Regions from separate parts of the Homo sapiens genome. Here region 1 is linked to region 2. The links are chromatin contacts, found by Hi-C in ENCODE. All regions are on one chromosome and are shown on one strand. Each heading gives the region's core, a stretch centred on a gene start or an enhancer-like site at or near the end of the contact. The rest is flanking DNA. Distances are from core to core; before and after follow the strand shown. Region 1 has its middle 210 kb from the start of DMRTA1. Region 2 has its middle 46 kb from the start of CDKN2A-AS1.

Region 1 (6,682 bases), core at 437-2,936, 320 kb after region 2:
ATACATTCAGAAAATACTTCCTTGATTCTTTTTCGCTATTTGTTTTTTACACAAAAACGAAGAGGCACGCTGTTATATGATTATTACTATGGGTTTAGTTAACACACTTTGAATTAGATGTTGTGGACCCCACATTTCTTTTTTTTTAGTGACTTGCACTCAGAGAGTTTGGTTAGAAAGTCACTTTGGTCTTGAGGGAGATAAACAACACATCCCCAAAGGGCAACCTGGAGTTGCCCTTTGATGTGATAGTTGCCCTTTGATGTGATAGTTAACCACATCAGTTAGTGAAGTGAGTGAGGGGAGGGGTAGTTTGATGAGCTAGCTCCCGCAAGGAGACAAGGTATCCCCCCACATTAACCTCATGCTTTGTGTCCCAAATCAGGACAACTTTGACTCATTTCAGTCTTTATTCCTAGGCAGAAGCAAGTCTTAGTCCATGCCAGTTTATCCCTTGATCTGAAAATAGTCTCTGGCTGTCAGACACAACTATGTCTGAAATTAAGATTAAGCCCTATGAGTCTTCAGTGAACAAAATGGAAATAAATGCTGAAAATCCCCCTACCTATCTTGAAAGCATACCCTGGAGTGAGAGGTTGTTTTCTCAATTAAAATTTATCTTTTCAGGTGTTTTGTAGAAGTCTAAAGACTCAGTCAGTGGGCATGAGTCATCTGGCTGTGGTAAGATTAGAAATTCCTAACACATGATATAGGAGGCCAGTGCTCCAGGAGGCAGAGAAAATGAAGGAAAACAGCTTTCTACAGCTCTTACCCCCACAACCCCCATCTCTCTGTAACTTAATTTTTCTTCTCAAGTTTCGAACAAGTACAGATAGAACAACTTGTTTTCTAATCTTTTTCTCTTTTTCTCATTCCTCTTCTTTCTTTATTCTTCTTTTCCCCCCTCTTTTTGTTTCCTTTTCCTGACTCTTGAAAACCATGGCAAGTGCTTATTATTTCAGTTGAATATGTTAAAAATTGTTATCAAGAAGTTGATTTTTTGTGTATAAAAATGGTGAACTAAGATACTGTTAAAAGAGTGGAATAAATGAAGAGGAGAGACAGAAGAACCAAAGATGGGAAAAGGACTGGAAAAGAAAAAGAGACTAAAAGGAAGGTAAGGGGCGAGGAGGAAATGGGCCTCTGAGCCTGTAGAGACCAATGGGGACTACGGAAGTCTGAGTTTATTTAAAAGACTAACTGGGGAACATACTTTGCTAAGTTGTGCTTTTTCACTAGCTAATATCATAACTAAAAAACCAAAGGTATTGCAGCTTCTATTTCAGGAAATCGCAATCCAACTATTCAATTTTTTTTTCAGCTGTTTTGATGTTAAAAGATAGGCCAGAGCACAGGTTTTGTGCATTTGAAATTGCTAAGTAGCTGGCCCCACGGGTTATTCACTCACAGTGCTCTTCAGGTGACTGGTCAGTGTTGGTGAGGATAATGTTTCCATTGCTCCTTCAGTCTCTTTGGCCTGCTTTCCTGAAGGAGAGTAATACAAATCCTAATTAAAATGAAAATGAGAAGTTACTAAAATGCCCTTTCCTTTACAGAACTCTATTTCATTTACAGAGGTCGGATGTTCGTGTTTAACTACCAAATCCCTCTATCTCACTTAGAGCTCAGGAGTCAAATAATCTAGACAAATAAGTCAATGTAGTTCCTAAAAGTGCCGAAGTACTTTTCTGCCATAATTTTTTTTTTTTTTTTTTTTTTACTTTGAGGACATCTAGCGGCGGTTTAGTGGCTGTGTTCTTCAAAGGCAAACTGGAAGAAACTTCAGGACATAGTAGCAATGGCAGAACCTATTTTTCTGAACACCTTCACACTTACAGTGATTTATCTTAAGCCTGAAGACAAAACTGCTGTGGTCCTGGAGGATAAACAGGCTCATTCCAGAATCTGCAGCTAAATCCTCACTTCCTTCTTTCACTGTTATCAGACAAAATTCCCTTGGCCTAATTGTTTTATGGGTAGTTTTTAATGAGCTCGTTGTTTATTGACACAAATAGATCTCCTTTTAAAGACTACAGAATGGCCACAATCATGTCATTTCATCAACTAATTAACAGATATTGATAGCCTGCTTTGGGTGGATATTTTGAGGGTCATACTAAGATAAGACAAAGGTTTACGTGAAAGGGAACTTTTGACCTCTTTATTCTGTTTGGGCTTGAATTTTATTGGGTAGCATCTTCATCGGTGGAAAGAGGGCAGGTCTTTTTCAAATGCTGGTGGTGAAAGACTTCAGTTCTGTCCTCAGAGACGAGGGCCTAATAATCTGAGTTTTCCTTTCCTCATTTGTAAATGAAGGTGATTATACTTAGTTCATAAGGTGGTTGTGATGATGATATGAAACCTGAAGACAACTCACATAGTGTCTAGTATCTGGAAGACACTAAAAAATTTTTAAAACCCCTTGTCTACTCCCCTCACTTCACCCCATGCCTTCGACATGGCCCTTGCTGTAGTGGTCTTCTGGGCAAAAGTGTTCACTGCCTCACCCAGAGCCCTGCAAATGCCACTCTGATCCATCTTCATCTGAGTCTTTGGAGCAAACCACATCTCACAGCTTTGTAATTCTGATCTACTGACTTGCCCTGGATCTTTCATACAAACCTGTTCTATAAGATCAAGGTAAATCACACAAAATAACTTGTTAGGCAGAGTTTCTGATAGTTATGATAAGCAGCATCAAAACTGGCTATTTTAGCAGTAAATTCCCTGATAATCATGGGTTCAAGAAGTGACATGTTCAGCTTGTTGACATGGGAGCTGTTGATATCTATATTTTTCATTTAATGTAAATTTAGACAAGGTGATTTCTAAGATCCTCACTGCATGTAACAAAGTTCAAACATTTTAATTCAGTCTCAAAGAGCCACTCTAGTCTACTCACTTCTTTAGATTTATCTTAGGTCACTGTTGCCTTGCTCATTATATTCCTACCCATTCATTTAAAAAACTCTTTTTGAACTCACTGAGCTCTTTGCTACCTTTTGACACTAGACATAAGTTTTCTTCTTTTTGGACTCCATGTTTTATTCTTCATCTGGCTAATTCCTTCCTATTCATCCTTTGGCATCAGCATAAATATTGCTTTATCAGAGAGATTATTTCTGACCCTAATCTAAATTTGGTCTCTTCCTTTATTCTCTCTCCTTATACTCCTCCTTCCTATTATAATTTCTAAACATGTGTTTGTGATTTTATTTGTTCATTTATTGTCTGTGTCCTCACTAGAAATGTATACTCAATGAGAATAGGGACATATCTGCATTATTTCCAATGTCTAGCAAGGTGCCTGGTTCATGCAGGGCATTCAGTATCAAATGGCTGAAACTCAACCCTTCTAATAAAAAAGTCAATGGCCCTATGACTCATTTCTACACTTTAACACACTCCACATTTCCCTTGACAAAACTTTTGTTTTGCTTAGTAGCCCTCTGGGGAATCCCCTTGCCTCAGATTATTTTTGGTTACTGACGGTTTCAATTCAGCAAATCTTGATTTATAAGAAAGATTTCTTAAAATAATCTTCATTTTTCTCCATTCAAAAAATTATTTTTCTTCTTAAACAGGCAATTCAGTGTAGGTTTTTAACATATCTTTTGTGCAAACTTATAATAGTTCAAATCCCATTGGTACAAATTCCCTCACAACAGATATCTTTGCACAATGAAAAGATTTTTTCAAGCCCTCAGTTTGTGGGCTGAGAACGACTAAAAAGTTGAAGTCTGTTCTCTAGATTCTTGTCAGTGAATAATGTGCAGTTCCATAGACCTTATTCTTGACATGTGACTAAGCCTTACCTACTAGTGAACTATTAAGGAAGGTATTAAGGAGTGCTAAAATGTGGTATTCGTAAGCACCAGAGTATTAATCAAGCTTCATGAGGATTTGAATTTCTCCTTCTTTTACCGTATTAGGCTGGCACAATGTCTTGGCAATTGTAAAACTCCCAGGTAATTGAAATTTCCAGGACTACCTATTTGATAATCATTATAGCATGGTTTTAAAATTGGTTTTGTATATGTGATTAATATTGCTTTTTCAAAATTGGAATTGCTGTTCATTTAGCTTGATTCTTTTCAATTTAACTGGTGAATTGTTTGGTTAACCTTTCCCAGATCCTTCCAGTCAGAAGTAATTTCTCTTATTTCTGAACTCTTATAGTTCTTTGTAATACCATTTTAGTAGCCTTTATCAAAACCTGTCTTTCAGATATTTGGCTATGTCATTCAGCTCCCATTTTTGGACCTCTTCTGCTTTCTGGATTGTCTTTCTCCATTAAAAAAACAATCTAGTTAATTCCTAACTGCTTTACTCTGCAAACCTCTAATTCTCACTTATCCTTTAAGGTTTAGCTTAGGCAACCCACTGGTTGCCTAAGTCTCTCCCACTTCCTCATCCTCATCTTCATTGCACACTTATATTACTCTGTGTATGACTCTGTTGTAACACTTACCATGCTAAACTGTCAATTTATTTCTCCCCACCAGACCATGCTTCTCAAAGTAGCCCACATTTTATTAGCACTCAGTATCATTGCCTTAACACAATACATGTTTAATAAAATTAATATGTTTTATTTCCTCAAGTAGACATGAAGGTCCTTAAGTTTAGAGATTATGTTTTATTCAGTCTTATATTTCATTGTCTACTATAATGTCTTGTATAGTACATGCTTTCAAAACTTTTGTGTAACTCTAAGGGAAAACCCCTACACTCTCCTCTTGTCTCTAAGAAAATGGGGCTATAAATATATCTCTAACTCAAGTTGGTGGGCATCTGCAGATTGCATTTCTATTTAAGAAACTCTAGGTATAGAAGTATCAGTGAGCCCATTTGCCAGGTATCTTCAGAGAATGTTTCTTTTGTAAATTTTAAATCAAAATAGTGACTTGGGCTGTCTCAACAGAAGTGAGAAATGAGAAAATGCAGGTGGTGCACTAGATGAATCTAATTAGATTTAGAATGAGAAACTAGTTTTGAAAGCCCCTGTAGTCATTGCCTGTCTAGTATTTCTTCTATTGTGTGTAGTAGTATCCACAAAACAAAGATATCTTGATGTGTGTTTGGTTGATGTAAGAAAGTATCCTCACATATTGCAAAAAGGAGATTTTGAGCTGATTACATTATAATAACTTTTGTAAATCTTGTTATGTTTTCACATAATCCTTATTATTTATTTCCATGTTTCTTTGTTATTTTTATAGCCCACCTTTGGTGGGATCTGAAATGCTCTTACAATATAAACATACATGTCTATTGAAAAAAGCAATATCCAGAGATTCTTAGGGTCAAACACTAAATTCTTAGTGTAAAAATAATCATTCTCTTGAGTTTTGACCCATTCTATTTTTTCAAAATCTGAGACTTTACTCTCACTTAGTCTGCCTTCTTCAGTCCTTATAGAAAAACCAATTATGGATGTCTATGGGTAGTGAAGATAAGGCTGCAGAAATGAAGTAAGGTGTTCTCAAGGGAAATTGAGACTTTATGAGAAATTTAGAGAAATTTTACACAGGAACAATTTGAACTAACAATTTTTTAAAAGTCAAATATTTCTGGGAGAATTAGGTGTCAAGGTAGGTGTGTGTGTGTGTGTGTGCGTGCATGTACATATGAGTGTGGTTTGGCTGCATTAGAACTCTTCTTTATTTTAATGCCAATTTGCTCAAACGCAAACACACATACATACATGTGCATGTATAGTTTTTATTACCTAGCTGAATTTAGCCAGTTTGAAAGAACGGCTATTTAGGCTGGAGGTCTGGGCGGCAGATGGGAAGGATAATGAGGAAGGCAAGCCTGACTGGGTGGTCCATCATTCTGAGGGCCTTTGAGGATGGAAGGTTCATGAAAAACAGTAAGTGTAGTAGTTAAAAAGTATTAGAAATACACTGCTGCACTTACCAGCTGTGTGACTTTGGGTAAGTTGTTTAATCTCCCTGGGCCTCAATTTCAGTTTTCTCATTTGTAAGATGTAAATAATAATAGGCCTCTCTCATAGGGTTGTTGTGTTAATTAAAGGAGATTGATACATATAAAATGCTTAGGACATAAGCACTCAATATATATTAGCTTCTGTCCTCCTCTTCTTTCTCTTCTTCCTTTTTCTCTTCTTTTTCTCCCCTTCTTTTGGTTCTTTCTTTGTTTCCTGGTAGAAGGAATACAAGACTGTATCAGAAGATGCAAGAAACATCAGAAAGTAAACTCTGGCAGATACAAGAGATAATTCCTCTGGAACTGTGGTCTTTTGTCATACTTCTGTGTCTGCCCTGTCAATCACCCTCTGTCCTGGCAAAGAGGAGGCTGCGAGAACCATAGAGTTCTCCACTCTGAGACTCTTGGCCTCAAGTAACCACTGAGTCCTTGGTCACTTTAAGGTATACAGAGAAGTTCTGGCAGAAATTTTTCTCATACTAGGGCTGAAAGATGAAAGTGATTACCTCTGAGGCAGCTGGTTCTCTAGACTTCCCCACCGTAAATAAACTTCTGGTTGTAAGCATTAGTGAGCTTGCTCCACTATAGAACATGTATATGGAGAGAGAAGGGTGTCAGTTCCCATTTGTCCACAAATTGAGAATTTATGCATCTTTGGTGACTGCCTCCCATTTCAGTCCACAGCATTTAAACTCCAGCGAAAATAGATGCAACCGGTGATGTTGAGCTC
Region 2 (6,796 bases), core at 1,153-3,652:
TCAGCAAAGGAGACTAGAAGGGAGCAACTGGTGAGGAAAAAGGAAGACTAAGAAATTGTGATGCTTGTCACTAATCATCAGGGAAATGCAAATTAAACCACAAAGAGTTACCAGCTTACTCCTGCAGGAATGGCCATAATTAAAAAGTCAAAAAGCAATAGATGTTGGCATGGATGTGGTGCAAAGGGAACATCTTTACATTGCTAGTGGGAATGTAAATTAGTACCACCACTATAGAAAGTAATATGCAGATTCCTTAAAGAACTAAAAGTAGAACTACCATTCAATCCAGTAATCCCACTACTGAGTATCTACCCAAAGGAAAAGAAGTCATATAAAAAAGACACATGTACATGTATGTTTATAGCAGCACAATTAGCAAATGCAAGAATATGGAACCAATCTAAGTGCCCATCGACCGAGTTGATAATAAAAATATGGTATATATGTATATGCCATGGAATACTACTGAGCTATAAAAAGGAACAATAATAATGTCTTTTGCGGCAACTTGGATAGAGCTGGAGGTCATTATTGTAAGTGAAGTAACTCAGGAATGGAAAACCCAATATTGTATGTTTTCACTTACAAGTGGAACTTAGCTATAAGGATGCAAAGGCATAAGAGTGATTAATGGGCCGGGCGCGGTGGCTCCGCCTGTAATCCCAGCACTTTGGGAGGCCGAGGCGGGCGGATCACGAGGTCAGGAGATCGAGACCATCCCGGCTAAAACGGTGAAACCCCGTCTCTACTAAAAATACAAAAAATTAGCCGGGCGTAGTGGCGGGCGCCTGTAGTCCCAGCTACTTGGGAGGCTGAGGCAGGAGAATGGCGTGAACCCGGGAGGCGGAGCTTGCAGTGAGCAGAGATCCCGCCACTGCACTCCAGCCTGGGCGACAGAACGAGACTCCGTCTCAAAAAAAAAAAAAAAAAAAAAAAAAGAGTGATTAATGGACTTTGGGGGCTCGATGGGGGAGGTTTGGAGGGGTTAAGGGATAAGAGAATATTGGGTACAGTATAAACTGCTTGGGTGACAGGCACACTAAAATTTCAGAAATTAGCACTAAAGAACTTACCCATTTAACCAAAAACCATCTGTACCCCCAAAAACTATTGAAATTAAAAAAAAATTGTGATTGATGTGGTTTCGCTGCATCCTCGCCCAAATCTCATTTGTATTTTAGCCCCAATAATCCCCACATGTCATGGAAGGGACCTGGTGGCAGGTAATTGAATCATGGAGGTGGGTCTTTCTCGTGCTGTTCTCGTGATAGTGAATAAATCTCACAAGATCTGATGGTTTTATAAAGGGGAGTTCCCCTGCACATGCCCTCTTTGCCTGCTGCCAGGTAAGATGTGTCTTTGCTCCTCTTTGCCTTCTGCCATGATTGTGAGGCCTCTTCAACCATGTGAACTGTGAGTCAATTAACTCTTCCCTTTATAAATTACCCAGTCTTGGGGGTGTCTTTATTAGCAGCGTGAGAACAGACTAATAAAATGATACCTGTACTAGAATCCACTTGAAGAAAGGGAAGCACAAATTGATCACCAAGGTGTGACATAGGAAAGCATAGTTTGATGGTCCATCAAACACTATTGATAGGAAAAAGTGAGAACTAAGAATTGAGCATTCAATTTAGCAATATAAATATTATTGTGACTAGGATGAACAATAGTTTCAGCAGAGTGTTTAAAGTAAAATCTTGGTTAGTGGGTTTGTAGCTGAAAGAGAGGAAATTGGAGACAGCAATTACAGACACTTGAAATTTTTATCAGGGAAGATTTCAAGCATATAAAAATATGAATTAACAAAAAATGAAACCCATCACCCACATTCAATTGTTTTTAACTGATAGCCAATGTTGTTCATCTACTTCCCCACTCCCTCTGTCCCTACCTTACCAGATTATTTTGAAGATACTCTGAAAAAATAATTTAACTTCATTCATAAAAATTTAGACTTCTGCTTTAAGGCTCTTGCATTTTTTCTTTTTCTATAAAAGGAGCAAAAAAACAGATGGTAATTTGCAGGTGGAAGTGAGGTTAAGAGAAGATATTTGTAAACCACTTTTGGATCCCTGGGTTCAGATGTGGACTAGCAAGAGAGTTGGATTTAACCAGGGTTTTGGTTTTGCCATGTATAAAACACTGTGAGGTTCAAGGGTGTATGCAAAGGAATGATTACTATCCTTTGATAATTGACTATGTGACCATAAGCATTTTAGCTGGGTAAGGAGTGGAGTGATGACATAAAGTGGGTGAAATACACTGACAAGGTGATAGAATCATAGCTTAGAGGTCAAGGTGGAGTAATAAAGTGGTGGTGGTCAAAGAGCACAAGTTAGTCAGAGAAGCGGGTTTACAGGAAATAAGCCAGAGAATGTTCATCAACGTGTATATTAACCCATTTCCTGTTTAGAAAAAAAAAGTGTGGCTTGCTGCCAGCACTCACTGAATTTTACGTAAACACACTCTTTGAGGCTGAAGCAAATCTGACTGATTTTTCAATGTGAAAATAAAATATAAAAATTCTTCATGGAGTTATTTCTAAACAGAACTTGTCTCTAATCCTAATGTAACAGAAATGTATATGATATTACATTAGGATTAGAGACAAGAGAACAAGAATATTCTTGGGGCAAACAGGAAATGGGTTAAGGAATTAGACTAGAGTAGATTTATAGATAAGGAGACTAAGCTCAAGAGCGAAAATCATAGAGAAATGAGTTGAATTACAGAATGGGAGTGGCTGGTGTCTTTTAGAAAGGAGGGAGTATATTCTGAACATAGCAATGAGGATCAAGAAAAAATTAGCCCATGACCAGAGAGAGCTGTGAGAGTATAAATAAACAGTGCCCACCTAAGAAGACTGTAAGATAAGCAGGAGGGAGAGCTGTAATTCCATTAGAGCAATGAAAAGAGATTTTCCTTGGCCACTGCGTGACGCTTTTTTAACATGTTTTTTTCCCTCAACCATAAACAATTGCAGGCACAGTTGTGAGCATGGGCAAATTCAGGTTTTATGTGACCTGAAACTTACTTAGTTTGGAGGACTTTCTTTAAGGAAAGACTGTAAAATTTTTATTTTCCCAGATTTTACCAACAAAAAAGTGCAATTATGCAAACCCATTATCCACTTACCTTCCAATAGCCCACTCGAAAGGGGCTATTGGGAAACAATTCTCTATGGATATTTTCACCTTTCTGCATGATCCAGGCTTTCTGAGCAAACAATATGGTCAAACTTGATTAAATAATTATTAAGTGGTAAACATGCCTTGGAAGCCAGAAATTGTGTATTAATCTGGAAATATTTATCCCTTGGATAAATCCCACTTGATCATGCTAAATGATCTTTTTAATGTGTTGTTGAATTTGGTTTGCTAGCATTTTGTTGAGGATTTTTACAACTATGTTCACCAGAAATATTGGCCTAACACTCTTTTTTTCTGTGTCTTTGTCCAATTTTGGTATCAAGGTAATGCTGACCTTGTAGAAAGAGTTTGGAAGTATTACCACTTCTCCCATTTTTTTTGGAAGAGTTTGAGTTTTTTCTTTAAAAGTTTGACAGAATTAAGCATTGATGCAATCAGGTCCTAGGCTTTTCTTTAATGGGAGACTTTTTATTACAGCTTTGATCTCATTACTTGTTTGTTCAAGTTATTTTTTTCTTTATGATTCAATCTTAGTAAGTTGTATGTGTTCAGTAATTTATCAATGTCTTTTAGATTTTCCAAAAGAAACTTGTGGTTTCTTTTGGAAAAAGTTGTCCATAATTGTTTTTAATGATTCTTTGTATTTCTGTGGTCTCATTTGTTAACTCTCCCTTTTTGTTTCTGATTTTATTTACATGGGTCTTTTCTCTTTTGTTCTTAGTTTAGGTAAAGGTTTGTTAATTTATTTTTTCAAAAAAACCTTTTTGTTGATATTTTGTATTTTTTACTCTCAATTTCATTTACTTCTGCTCTGATCTTTATTATTTCTTTCTTTCTACTAAATTTGGTTTTGTTTTGTTCTCTTTTCTAGCTCCCTGAGGTGCATCATTAGGTTGTTAATTTGAAGTTCAAAGATAATATAGAAATACAGTGGTCATTGTAAGAAAGTTTTAACCTAGACAAAACTGTTCATTTATGAAGTGGATTGGAAAAGAAGAAATTCTGAATTCCTCAAGAACAATGGAATGTAGATTTTGATTATCATGCAGAGCCTTACAAGAGACTCAATAAATCAAAATATGCCTCTCTTAAAGACTTCTGGCCAGAAGCAGTGGCTCACACCTGTAATCCTAGCACTTTGTGAGGCTGAAGAGGGCAGATGGCTTGAGCTCAGGAGTTTGAGACCAGCCTGGACAACATAGGGAAACCTCATCTCTATTAAAAATAAACATAATAATAACAATTAGCCAGGCATGGTGGCACAAGCCTGCAGTCCCAACTACTCAGGAGGCTGAGGTGGGAGTGTTGGAGTAGGTAGTTAGGCAGACATGAACATCAGAAGAAAAGCCCATCCCCCACCAGTAATGTCAGGCAACCATTAGGTGATGGTCAGGTAGTTGTTAAGCAGTCTTTTTAAAATAATAATTGGTTGCAGTCAGTGCCAGAGAAAGGCAGTCTCCCAATATATGGAAAACACTTGAAGCCGGTGGCCAACAGCTTCCCAATAAGGAGCTGAGCAAGCAGTCTCAAGCATGCACTAAGAGGCAAAATGGCAGAGTTTAACTGGTGTATGACCAGTTCCTCTAGGAACACTTGACTGGCAAGGGAAAAACGCCTCAAGTGAGCATGCACACAACTTCAGTAAATACACTGTGCATGTGGCCGCTCACAAGTGCTGGCAGGCCACTGTGCATGTGGATGGCCCACCCCAAGGAAAAATCAAGAGTGGAGAGACACAAAACTCCAGAAGCATGCCAACATATAAAACCCCAAGTCAAAGGTCAAACAGGGCACTTGGATTTCTCAGGTTGCCAACTTGGCCCTCTTCCAAGTTACTTTACTTTCTTTCATTCCTGCTCTAAGAGTTTTTAATAAACTCTTACTTCTGCTCAAAAACTTGCCTTGGTCTCTCACTCTCGCTTATGCCCCTCAGACAAATTCTTTCCTTTGAAGAGGCAAGAAACAAGTTCTTGCAGACCCATACAGATTCACTGCTGCTAACATACTTTGATGCCACATGGCTTGGATACGTTCCCCAGTGGTAAGAAATCTCTATGCCTCTCCTTCTTTGGCTGGAGAAGAAGGAGATCTGTACACAGTTTTCTTCTCCCCTTTCACTCTCCTGCCTTCCAACCAATTCCCAGAACTATTACTCTCAGCCACAGTGGCTCTGCACCCGCTGGCTGATCTCTCAGCTTACCCTGACCGGTGGCTTACAGGGGTAGGAAGGACCTTGGAGTCCACACCATGTAGACCTGAAATACTAATGGCCCTCCTAGACAGGAGGCTCATGAGAGTGGTAGGGCTAAAGCCTAACACTGTGCAATGTCTGCAATTTCCTCTGCTTTTTCAAATACAATTGTCTTTTTCCCCAAAACCCACACCACCTATTCTCCTGTTTTCTCTGTGTGTGTTCTGAAACGGCCTTGTGTGCCCACCACACTGTCTACCTCAGGGGCAAGTCTGTCTCTCTTCTTTCACTTTGTATGCCACGCAACTTCCTTCTCTACGTTAAACACACACTCCCTGTTATTCGTTCACCCATGGCTCTTGTTGCATTTGTACAGCAGCAGAGAAACAGGCTCCCTTGCAGATGTCCATTGGCTCATTGCCAGGATAGACACTAATTAGAACCCCAGTTCTTCCAGCTCCTTATGACTTACCATACACTTTTCATCCCTGTTATGCTCCAGGGTCAAGTTTTTGGTGGCTTTTGAAGCAGTTTTTATGGCTGCATAGGACATCACTCTGTGGTTCTTTAAGGATCTCACCTACTTGCTTTTTTTGAGTTAGCACCCCCTTTGGGAGGAGAGAAAATTCTTCCTTTGCCATTTGTGGGCTCTTATCCCAAGCTCCGAGTTCTCCAAAGATTCCTCTTTATGTCAAGAGGGCAAATAAACATTGCTGTTTTGAATCCCAGGGCTGCTGTTTATGTGAGCATATGAAGGTTTTCCGTCAGTATTCCTCATGCTTCCTCCCACTTTCTCCTATAGCAGAGGGGTTGTCCTGTCTACTCAAGCATTTCTTCTGGATATTACCCCAGGAGGACAGGGAACCTCTAATACAAAATTTTCTCCATTCCTCTAATCACTTCCATACCCTCCTCAATGTGCTTAAGGACTCTCAAGGTCATATTTAAAGGGAGGGAAGTGCAGCCTCTTGCAGCAGTTGGCTGAAAAACAAGCTTCTCATCTACTTAAAGAACATGGGAAATGGATTATAAAAAAAAAAGAGGTAATCATTTTGTTGCCAGAATGCTGTGAGTAAGAGTCACTATAAGATCATGGAGATAAGGATATAGGCCAGCCCAAGGCTGCAGGTGCAAGAGACAAAGTACCCATAGGACAGAGAGAGATAAAGGCTGGTCACAGGCCACAGGCACAGAACAGATTACCATTAGAACAGAGATGAAGGCAAGCTTAGGGGTACCTGGTAAGACCGGTTTATTCTGAAACTCCAAGGATAAATAGGGGACCCCTGTTCACTTGGGTATTTCCTCTGTTCTCAAGTGGGTAATTGTGATGAGATGGGACACAGGTTTGGGTACCCAGTAAGACAGGTTCATTCTGGAACCCTAAGGATGAATGGGGGATGCCCTGTTCAGGAAAGGATAATAGGGAAATAAAAGGAGATACCTTCTT

Evidence for each region. A loop is a pair of places that touch in the nucleus more often than their neighbours do. Pooled maps may share reads with other maps.
Region 1: a loop to region 2 is called in a map of naive thymus-derived CD4-positive, alpha-beta T cell, with 3 times the contacts of the local background. The contact joins two enhancer-like sites. A Hi-C loop is called at or near these places in 2 of 168 maps with a recorded cell type or tissue (HCT116 and naive thymus-derived CD4-positive, alpha-beta T cell) and 6 of 50 pooled maps.

Annotation. Positions count from the first base shown.
Region 1 is chr9:22,237,430-22,244,111 of GRCh38, forward strand. No RefSeq gene overlaps it. Among named protein-coding and RNA genes, the nearest start is that of DMRTA1, 210 kb to the right of the region's middle. Within about 2 kb of position 1,687, at least 6 of the 41 ENCODE cell types and tissues checked have a DNase peak (open chromatin) inside an H3K27ac peak, as active enhancers do; they include HCT116, where a contact is called at or near this core.
Region 2 is chr9:21,917,434-21,924,229 of GRCh38, forward strand. It overlaps a transcript of MTAP not described here. Among named protein-coding and RNA genes, the nearest start is that of CDKN2A-AS1, 46 kb to the right of the region's middle. Within about 2 kb of position 2,403, at least 4 of the 41 ENCODE cell types and tissues checked have a DNase peak (open chromatin) inside an H3K27ac peak, as active enhancers do; they include HCT116, where a contact is called at or near this core.